2 separate regions of the Homo sapiens genome follow, and region 2 is linked to region 1. A link is an interaction called in ENCODE POLR2A ChIA-PET data of the cell type or tissue named here. Cell type or tissue: GM12878. All regions are shown on one strand.

Region 1 (5,000 bases):
CCTTAAGGGTTAATCTTAAGGGGGGACCTATAAGGTCCAGCTGCTTTATCTGTGAAGATTCACTGTGTGTTTCCTTTCTTGATCTGTGTTTGATTTTTTACTAAGAATCTAGCCAGGTTACTTAATCTTTGGTACTTTTTTTAAATTAAGAAATTATACTGGCCAGGCGTGGTGGCTCACGCCTGTAATCCCAGCACTTTGGGAGGCCGAAGTAGGTGGATCACCTGAGGTCGGGAGTTCAAGACCAGCCTGGCCAACATGGTGAAACCTCGTCTCTACTAAAAATACAAAAATCAGATGGGCGTGGTGGTGCACGTCTGTAATCCCAACTACTCGGGAGGCTGAGGCAGGAGAATCACTTGAACCCGGGGAGCGGAAGGTGCAGTGAGCCAAGATCGCGCCATTGCACTCGAGCCTGGGCGACAGAGTGAGACTCTGTCTCAAAAAATAAAATAAAAGAAAATAAACTATATCATAGATTATAGGCCAAGGGGTTGGGTCCTCAAATGGGGCATCTTTTTTGAAGACCTTATTAGAAACCATGCTAGATGCAGGCAGAAATTTTAGTTTATTTAATTCTTACAACTACTCTATGCAGGTATTCCATGTTAGGAATAAGAAAAGAAGCTCATAAACTACATAACTTGCCCAGGGTTATGCAACTAATTGGAAGCAGAGAGAGTATTCAAACCCAGGCCTAAATGAATCCAAAGTCAATGCATTTCACCCCACTTCACCCTATGTCTTGGCTAATTCCCACATACAGGTTTCTCTCAGCTGTGTTTTTATTATTTTTCTCCATCTTCTAACAAAATTATGCTTTCTCTACCTATAAAGCTCTGAAAATAAGATACCTGAAAAATAACAAGAGTAAATCCTCTTGATGCTTTCTTATGGTTCAGGAAGTTTTAACACACATGTAGGTTAACCTTTTGAAGCAGTTCTTTATGTTTAATTTCAACTTTATGAAAGTAGCAATGAGATTTTCAAAGCATCTAGAATTAAAAAGATGTTTATTCTCTACCTTGTCGGGTTTTGTTTCTACATTTTTGGCAGGTCTTCCTTTACTTGGCACCTTTCCTTCTGGTTCGTTTTCTAAAACAACAATAAAATATTTATTTTACTAGATAGAAATGCTACATGAAAATACTAGGTAACTTGGGAAAGGAAAAGAAGCAACAGTAGGAATATATGTCTTGAAGGATTTTTTTATTAAAAGCCATATTATAAAAAGGGTTATGGAATTTCCTGCCAAATACAAACCATCTCTTTTCAAAACCAGAGTGTTTTACCCTTTTCATCTGAATACCAAATACAGATTGAGTATCCCTTATCCAAAATGCTTGGGACCAGAGATATTTTAGATTCCAGATTTTGGAATATTTACATTATACTTACAGGTTCAGCATACTTGATACAAATATCTAAAATCTGAAATGCTCCAAGAGCATTTCCTTTGAGGATGACCTTTGAACTTCATGTCAATGCTCAGAATTTTGGATGTTTTGATTAGGGTTGCTCAGCCTGTACATATTTATTACAGACAATTAGAAAAATAACAGAAAACTACAAAGAACAATAATGACAAATCACCCAGGATTCCATTACTCAGCTGTCACTTCAGGGTATGGTTTTCCAGTCCTATGTCCACATATTCCCATAATGCTTTTTAGAACTGCGATCCTACTGTTCAGAGTTTGACCTGCTTTTCTTTGCCCACTTAATATATCATGAACCATGTCATTAAGTGTTCTTTAATAATATTATTCTTAATGGCTACGTTGTATTGCACCAAATAAATGAACTGTGATTTACTCGGACCATTAATTTTTCACTTTGAAACACTGCTTATACTAATTAAGGTCTTCAATGATTGGGCACCCATTGTGTGCTAACCAGATGTCAGGGCACAGAATCTATTTTCAGGTATTAGAATTTCCTGTTTCCTTCTCTCCTACTCAAAGAAGTACTTGTTGATTTTTGAAACGGAACACAAAAACCTCAAGGACCAAACATTCTAGTTCAGTCACTGATCAAGGAATAGTTCTCACCATTAGCAGCTCTTGTGACTGGCTTTCTTGCTGTGGTAGATGAGACTGTTCTGGGAACCTGCTTTGCTGCTTGAGTAGCTGATCGAGTCATTCTCAACGACGTGGGCATTACAGGCTGCACAACTGTGGGAAAAAAAAATAACTACATCAAATGTCCCTTGTAGTTATGAAATTATTGCTGTGAAGCCAGGCATGGTAGTGCAATGCCTGTAGTCCCAGCTACTTGGGAGGCAGGAGGATTACTTCAGCCCAGGAGTTCGAAACCAGCCTAGGCAACATAGTGAGACCCCGTCTCTACAAAAAATATAAAAATCAGCTGGGCATGGTGGCAAGTCTGTAGTTGCAGCTACTCAGGAGGCTGAGGTGGGAGGATCACTTGAGCCCAGGAGGTGGAGGCTCCAGTGAGCTATGATTGTGCCACTGCACTCCAACCTGGGCAACAGAGCAAGACTCTGTCACAAACAAACGAACAAATTCCAGTTGACCTTCAAGACACTTAAAAAAAATTATGGCTGTGGTAGCCTCAGAGGATTTATAGTAATTGCTAATATTCCTACCTTTTTTCTCTTTGTCTGACACTTTCTTTTCAGAAGTTTGTCTTGGACCAGGTCGGATTGCTCGAACATCACTCTCGTTATCAATCTATTTAAGAGATTAGGTGCTATGTGATTTAATTGCATAATGAATCAGACCATCATATTTTTAATCTGTAAATTGATTCCTCATATGAAATCTGATCATCGTAAATGACCCAACAACAACAACAAAAAACTACCCCAAATAAAATGAGATAAAGAAAAGCTTTCCATTAAGCTTCCAAAAAAGCTTACATCCTTTTTCACAATCACAGAATTTGGAAAATGCTAATAACCCAAGCTATTAAAAACAGCTCACTATAACTTGCCTTCTGAAGGTCCTTAAACACTCCTAGACATACTTTCACTTCAAGACCTTTTAATTTTGCCTAGAAAATACTTCTCCTGGATAAAAAGCGCTTTCCCATGGTTCTCTTCTCCACTTCCATAATGACTTCACTCAAAAGGCTTTCATCTCAGGGAGGCCTTCCTTAACTGCCCAATCAAAATTCTACCCCATACCTATTTCTAGTACACCCCATCTCCCCTTTTTAAAATCTCTTCCATAATACTTATCATCTTCTGGCATATTATGTATTTTTTTAAATGCCTTACATGTAAGTTCCACAAAGAGAATTTAGTTTATTATATCCAAAAGCCTACAACACCAGGAACATCATAGCAATGCAAAATATATATGCATACGTGGAACTTAGCTTCCTCACCTGATAAAGAGGCATATTATTTCCCTTCTTGCCCACTTCACTTTGTTTTAGTAACCCTCCTGATATCTCTATTACAGTATTTTGAAGACCCGTAAGTTTATAACACCTACCCTGTGTGCTTTCCTCCCCATATGCATTTCATGCAGGTAACTTGGAATGCATAATAGGAGCCCACTAAACAAAACAAGAGTGTGACACAAAGACAGTTTGCCATGGATCTCATACGGAATGTTGGAGCAAATATTTTAAGTGAAATTGCTCTACATCACCATACTAAAAACAGTGACTTTGGTACCTGTTAACTCTAGTAAATTAATCATTATGTTTGAATCTGATACTAGATTTAAAATGAATTTACTTACTAAAAAAGTGCAATTTATCATTTTAGTAACAATTATCTACTATCAACTATACCTTAGTCTGCTCCATTTGGTCTTTGGCCTTTGACCTTGTAATCCGTACAGAAGATGGAATAGCCTTAGAACAGTCAAAAGAAGATGAACTTAAAATATGAACTGGTAAAGGTTTACTTCCATATCTTATTACAAAATAAAGTTCCCATTTTAAAGTTAAATTTTATCCTTAATCTCTTATAGCAAAAAGATACTTAAATTCCTTTTTCTGGTTCTAGCTTGATTTAAATTAAGTTAGTAACTTCAAAAATTACTCACATTTCTCAGTGAGAAAGAAATTTCAAACCGTATTTTCCAGGTATTGGAATCATCATTAATATGAGCTTCTATCCTCTCTTAGTTCTCCTGCCTCTCTGACCAGTCCTCAGCCTGGTACCTGGCTTCTGCCTACCTAAAAGTGCTCTCTAGAGCCCACTTTTTCATAATTTTATATATCCTTATTGGAATGGTCTCATTTAGTCCTACAGCTTAAACACTCATCCATATTCCCAATATTATATCCTAAATCGACATCTTAGCACCAATTTCCATCCTTCTTTCCAAATTTTTACTAATATCTAGGTGGCCCACACAAGTTTAAGATTTTTAAAAAGGTTATTAACATGCACCCACTTAAGCTTGTTCCTTATCTTCCTTATCTCTTTTAGCAGCAGAGCTTCTCTCTGCTTTTTCAATTTCCTTTACCCCTCACCATCTACTTGGCCACCAGTCCTGTCAAATGCCTTTATTTAGATGTCTTACACCTATTTTTTCCTTTTAAAACCCACTGCCCCTTTCCATCTATTCTATTACAATAGTCTCACAATTGGTCTCCCTATCTATAAATGCTTCCCTTTCCAGACTAAAATCTTTAGGGCTATGGTATTTTCCTGAATTATTAATTTGACAACGGCACTACCCTTATTTATAAACTTCTCCTGATTCTGCAAAACCTACAGGATAAACACCAAATCCTTTGCATAACATTGTTCAGCCTGATTCTACCAATTTTCCTAGTTTTATCCTATCTCAACTTACCTACAGCTATCTTAAGAGACCTGATTTTCATTCTTCTGAGCTACTATTATGTCATTCCCACCTTCTACCAACCAGTTAATAATGAGACTAAGGGAAAGGGGTTAGTCACTTAATGTCTTGAAGAAAATACCAAATAAAAGAAACTATTCCTTTATATTAAGACACTAAATTTACCTTTTTTGGCTCAGCTTTCACAGCATTCTGGTTTGATAAAAGAAA
Region 2 (5,000 bases), 160 kb after region 1:
GGCCTATTTCTGAAGTAATTCCCCACCCCCTTCACTCCCACTCAGTATTGCTGACAGAAGTCTTAACTTGCCAAGTCTTTTGTCTACATTGATGCTATAAGCAAACTATTATTTTTAGAGACCAGGTCTTGCTGTGTTGCTCAGGCTGGACTCAAACAACTGGGCTTGTAGCTACCCTTCCACCTCAGCCTCCCAAGTTGCTGGGAGTACGGGGGTGTGCCACTGTGCCTGGCTTGCAAGCAAACTCTTTTGCTTGGTGCACTAATACTTGTTATCCTGAATTTTTACCAACGTTTGCTTGCTTTTGAGACCAGGTCTCTCTGTTTCGCCCTAGCTGGAGTGCAGTGGCATGATCATAGCTCACTGCAACCTCTAACTCCTGGGCTCAGGCAATCCCATGGTCACCTCCCAAATAGGACTACAAATACAGGCCATCATGCTTGGCTTTTTTTTTTTTTTTGAATGGGGGTGGTACATAGGGAACCTCCCTGTATTGCTCAGTCTGATCTCGAACTTTTGTGCTCAAGTGATCCTCCTGCCTTGGTATCCCAAAGTGCTGGGATTACACATGTGAGCCACCATGCCTGGCTGGCTCGTAATTTTTATTTTAGCCTCTTTTTTTCTTTCCCTGGGGTCAAGCCATTTTAAAATTCAGTTACGTATAACTGTGTTAATGGGCCAGCCTGTGCCCAGGTGGCATGTGTTAGGTACTTGGCCTAAGATCATTGTCCAGCCAGGGATTTGTGTGTGTGGTGGCAGATGTGTGCGGTGTCAGGTTGCATTTATACTCTAGAATTAGTAGCTGTACTCTTATTTTTCATATCAAATGTTATTTGACACATAATGGATTTTTGAACTGGATTCAAGGCTAGCCTTGGAATCTTGAATATTATCCCTTAAGAGAGAGCCTTTTGTTTGAGTTACATTTTGGTCAAATAGGGCACATATTAAAGCACTGATCAACTCTTTGAAAGTACTGCAAGTGATGTCAGAAATTGCTATTGCCTTAAAAATATTTTTAAAAAATTTATGTTTACATAAAAATACATGTTAAAGAAAAAACTGATACTTGTTAAAGGTGGGCAAAAAAGACTATTCAGGACCATCGCGATAAGTATAGGGATCACTGCAGCGGGGTCTTGCAGCAAAGGAAAGAGGTTGGGCTCAACTCCAAATACATCATGGGCAAGGAGCAGGATAGGGGTCAGTTGAAGGTAAACTACTAAGAGGAAACATTTGGAGTAAGGGGGATTCTGGCTAAACCCATCTAACAGGATTCTTGCTGAAGACAAGCCAGGGTGATCAGACATCACCTGGGGGATGGTGGAAAATGAAGAACCTGATCAGATATTGAAGATGGGAGGGGGTCTTTTGCTAAAACTGGATTTTGTGAGAAAGTGCACAGATGGGCCTAGAAGAAAGTTTAGAATCCTTACTCAAGTTTGGCCAAGCAAAGGATCTTTGTCATATGGAAAAATGATTGGTTTCAAAGTAAAAGCAAGCATCAGCCCACTCAAGGAAGTAGTGGTTTGCTATGCAAAGGGATAGGAGTTTTATTTTCCTTCAGTTTCTGTAAAAAATATTAGAATAGGTAAAATATGCAAGAGAGTTGTTAATAGGAACTCCGAATATCTGAAAATCCTTGGAAATTAAATTTTCCTGGTAATGCTCAATGTATTTTTCAAAATGTATTAATTTTTTTGGACTTTAACTTTTTATGAGGTTTCATCTGCATTTTGTTGTTCATTCTAGTGGCATTTACCACTGGTAGGCTTTTCATTTGCCTGCTTAGCAGTAAATGTGATATGCTGGAGTTTTGTGGGTGTTTGGCATTATGTCATAGGAGCAATAGGAAATGACTACGGATTAACTTAAACATCATTAAGTTTAACAAAATGGAATGCTTTATTTTGTCTCTATCCTGAAGTGTTATTTAATAATTCACAACAGCTTAAGCAGAAGTTCTTTCCTCCAGGCCCTTCTCTTCCCTCCCTACTCCAACAAAAGTGGGCTGGGGAACTGTGTAAATTTGCATAATATTACTAATTCACTATTTTGTAATACTGTCAAACTATTAGGTGTTGCATTTATTGCGAGCACAAAAGAAAACCAAAGTGTAGTGGCTGTCATTCCCAACTTGTCAATATTCCTTTTTAATATGTTCTGGATACTTTGTTGTCCCATCAAACTTATCATAGACCTTTCTCTACCTTCTGGAAGTTAGCTTCATTTGGTCAATATTATAGATAACTTTGAAGCAGGTAGGTGCTGTATTTAAATCCCATTGTGAATTCTAAGATGGAAGCCGTGAGCAGTTTTTGAAAACCATACATGTGTTTCCAAAGGCCATTCTATTACTCAGTATCCATTAACAGACAATAAAGGACTTTTCTGTCGTTCGCCACTAACCCTAACCACCCAGTCCTCATAAGGCAAAATTAAGAAGTTACATGAATTGATTTTAGAGAATATTCCCTAAAAATAAAAGGGAGTGGACTGCCTCCCCGAAAAAGTCATCCCCCAATATTTTGAAAGTTAATTTGAGAAATACTGCATTTTCTGACCGATAGGGTTATTTTTTCTCCCTTTTTTCCTTTTTTAAAAAAGGCATGCTGTGGGAGTTGGATGCATTTTTTCTGTCAGTGCTTAGAGACATGGAGGGGGAAGTCTTTTCTTGTGCCTCTGCCTATATTCACACCCTCCTGGTCTTGGCATTTTTTCCAATTTAATAGCCATTGAAACAGCCTTTTATATGCTTTTAGATTAGTATGGTTTATGTGATCTGTCTGCCATAATGCATCACAGCTCTGTGTAGTAGTTTTATGTGGCACTTATTAAAAACTGACCTAGTTTGAAAGATAAAAGCTCTTGGAATAGATGCTGTCAGAATTATTTAATTTTATTTGCGTCATAATTTATCGTAGGTTTTCGATATATCATCCTTCATAGTGGGGAAAGTATAGATCCAGGAGACTGTATTTCCTATCTAATTCTAATCTTAATTTTACCACTGTCTAGCTGTGGGGCTTCAGAAGTCACTTTATTTGTGCTTCCTCATTTGTAAAAACAAGGATTTCATTATATATATCTGCAGCACTTTGCTGAAGTTGCTAATCATTTGTACAATGGTCCAGTGAAGAAGGCTGTCATAAGATGGTCTCTGGAAGCTTTTACAGTTTTTAAGACACAAATGATGAATTTTCTTACTGTATACTTTTTTCCTCTCTAAAGGTATTATATAATGAGAAGGGGCCTTTGTATACTATTCTATTTTTATTCCTCCGATTTTTTTTTTTTTTTTTTTGGTCTCCCAAGACGGAGTCTTGCTCTGTCGCCCAGAACTAGAGTGCAGTGACGTGGCCTCAGCTCACTGCAACCTCTGCCTCCCGCATTCAGCAATTCTCCTGCCTTAGCCTCCTGAGTAGCTGGGATTACAGGCGCATGCCACCACACCCGGCTAATTTTTATATTTTTAGTAGAGATGGTGTTTCATCATGTTGGCCAGGCTGGTCTCGAACTCCTGACCTCGTGATCTGCCTGCCTCGGCCTCCCAAAGTGCTGGGATTACTAGCGTGAGCCATGCCCCCAGCCATTATTCCTCCGATTTTTATAAATAAAGAGTGGCTCTTATGCTAATAAGTGACTCCTTTTTGGAATTAGCATTCCTGTGCCTTTACTGAAGCAGAAAGAAACATGAACTGTCGTATCTTCTAACTTGTTTTGATAAGCAAGGCTGAAGACTAGCAAGTTAGAAAACTGGCATCTGCCTTTGATATTGTGGCTTCCTATTAGCACTAAGAGAAATATCGTCCTTTCTCCTTTTCTGACCACGTATTGTCATTCGATTCTTCATCAGGTTTACCCCTCTGTGGACAAGAGTTAGTATGACTCTTTAGGTGTTAGGATTTATCCAAGTACATTTTTTAAAAAGGAAAGTTTAGTTGTCTTTTATGGCTTCATTTTGGGGAGTGTATACTGTCTTTAGGTGAGAGTTTTCTTTTCTTTACTTTTTTAAGCTGAACTTAGAGTCTAAAAGGAATACTGGAATTATTGAATGCAGGATTTGGGCCTTTACTGGAATAAAGTTGCTCAAATTATACCTGGTTCACTATTCTATCTCCCCATAGACCTGGAAAGGATTTAAGCTGACAGGTATGTTGAGACTGTCCTTCATAGCCAAGCTTAGTGAGAGAGTCGCTGTAGTTGGTGCTCACCCTCTCACCTTCTAGTCACCCCTCCATCATGAACTTTTGACTTCTTGTCCACTGTACTTCCTCACAGCAGGGTCACCAGGGGTCTTTATCACCAAGTGGGCACAATTCTTTATTTGACCTTGCTGCTGACTGTGCCTTCCTTTTACAGACTTTTTTTTTTTCCTGATTATGAAAGTAATACATGGTCATTGTGAAAAATTTTGGAAAAAGAGTTGTTATCTCTATCCAGAAAACTTTCTCCTCATTGAAATGTTTCTGTGACAACTGTCTTCTTCCTTTCCTCCTGTTTCTCTTGACCAGACCTGAGTCATTTCGCCTCCTGGATATCTCTGTCTTGTAGGCACTCAAGCCCAATGTTAATTTTTGTGTATGTGTATTTTTTTTTTTTTTTTTACTTTAAGTTCTGGGATACATGTGCAGAATTTGCAGGTTTGTTACACAGGTATACACGTGCCATGGTGGTTTGCTGCATCTATCAACCTGTCATCTAGGTTTTAAGCCCTGCATGCATTAGGTATTTGTCCTAATGCTCTCCCTCCCCTTGTCCTCCACCCCCACCACCCACCAACATCCCCAGTGTGTGATGTTCCCCTCCCTGTATCCATGTGTTCTCATTGTTCAACTCCCACAGTGAGAACATGCGGTGTTTGGTTTTCTGTTCCTGTGTTAGTTTGCTCTCCCCATGGGCTCTCACAGCACCCTGTGCTATCCTTCTGACACGTATAACATTTGTTGTAATTGTCTGTTTGCTTTTCTGTCTCAAGGGCAGCAACGATGTTTTACTCA

What was found. ChIA-PET counts read pairs that join two places held together with the same protein. Peaks named below come from ENCODE experiments on the same cell type or tissue, not always from the same donor. Only the 100,000 strongest peaks of a DNase experiment are listed, where the experiment ranks them.
Region 2: POLR2A ChIA-PET joins it to region 1 with 7 read pairs; 3 of 35 experiments call an interaction of 5 or more read pairs at or near these places.

The regions. Positions count from the first base shown.
Region 1 is chr14:55,178,605-55,183,604 of GRCh38, forward strand. DLGAP5 (DLG associated protein 5) reads right to left here. Exons shown (of 19, transcript NM_014750.5): 3 at 4,956-5,000; 4 at 3,766-3,828; 5 at 2,609-2,693; 6 at 2,052-2,174; 7 at 1,025-1,095. Among named protein-coding and RNA genes, the nearest start is that of DLGAP5, 10 kb to the right of the region's middle. In GM12878, no CTCF peak of the experiment used is centred here; a DNase peak (open chromatin) is centred at 2,057; H3K4me3 peaks cover 372 bases; H3K27ac peaks cover 2,843 bases.
Region 2 is chr14:55,339,957-55,344,956 of GRCh38, forward strand. All of the region lies in intron 1 of FBXO34 (F-box protein 34), which reads left to right. Among named protein-coding and RNA genes, the nearest start is that of ATG14, 69 kb to the right of the region's middle. In GM12878, no CTCF peak of the experiment used is centred here; a DNase peak (open chromatin) is centred at 7; H3K27ac peaks cover 224 bases.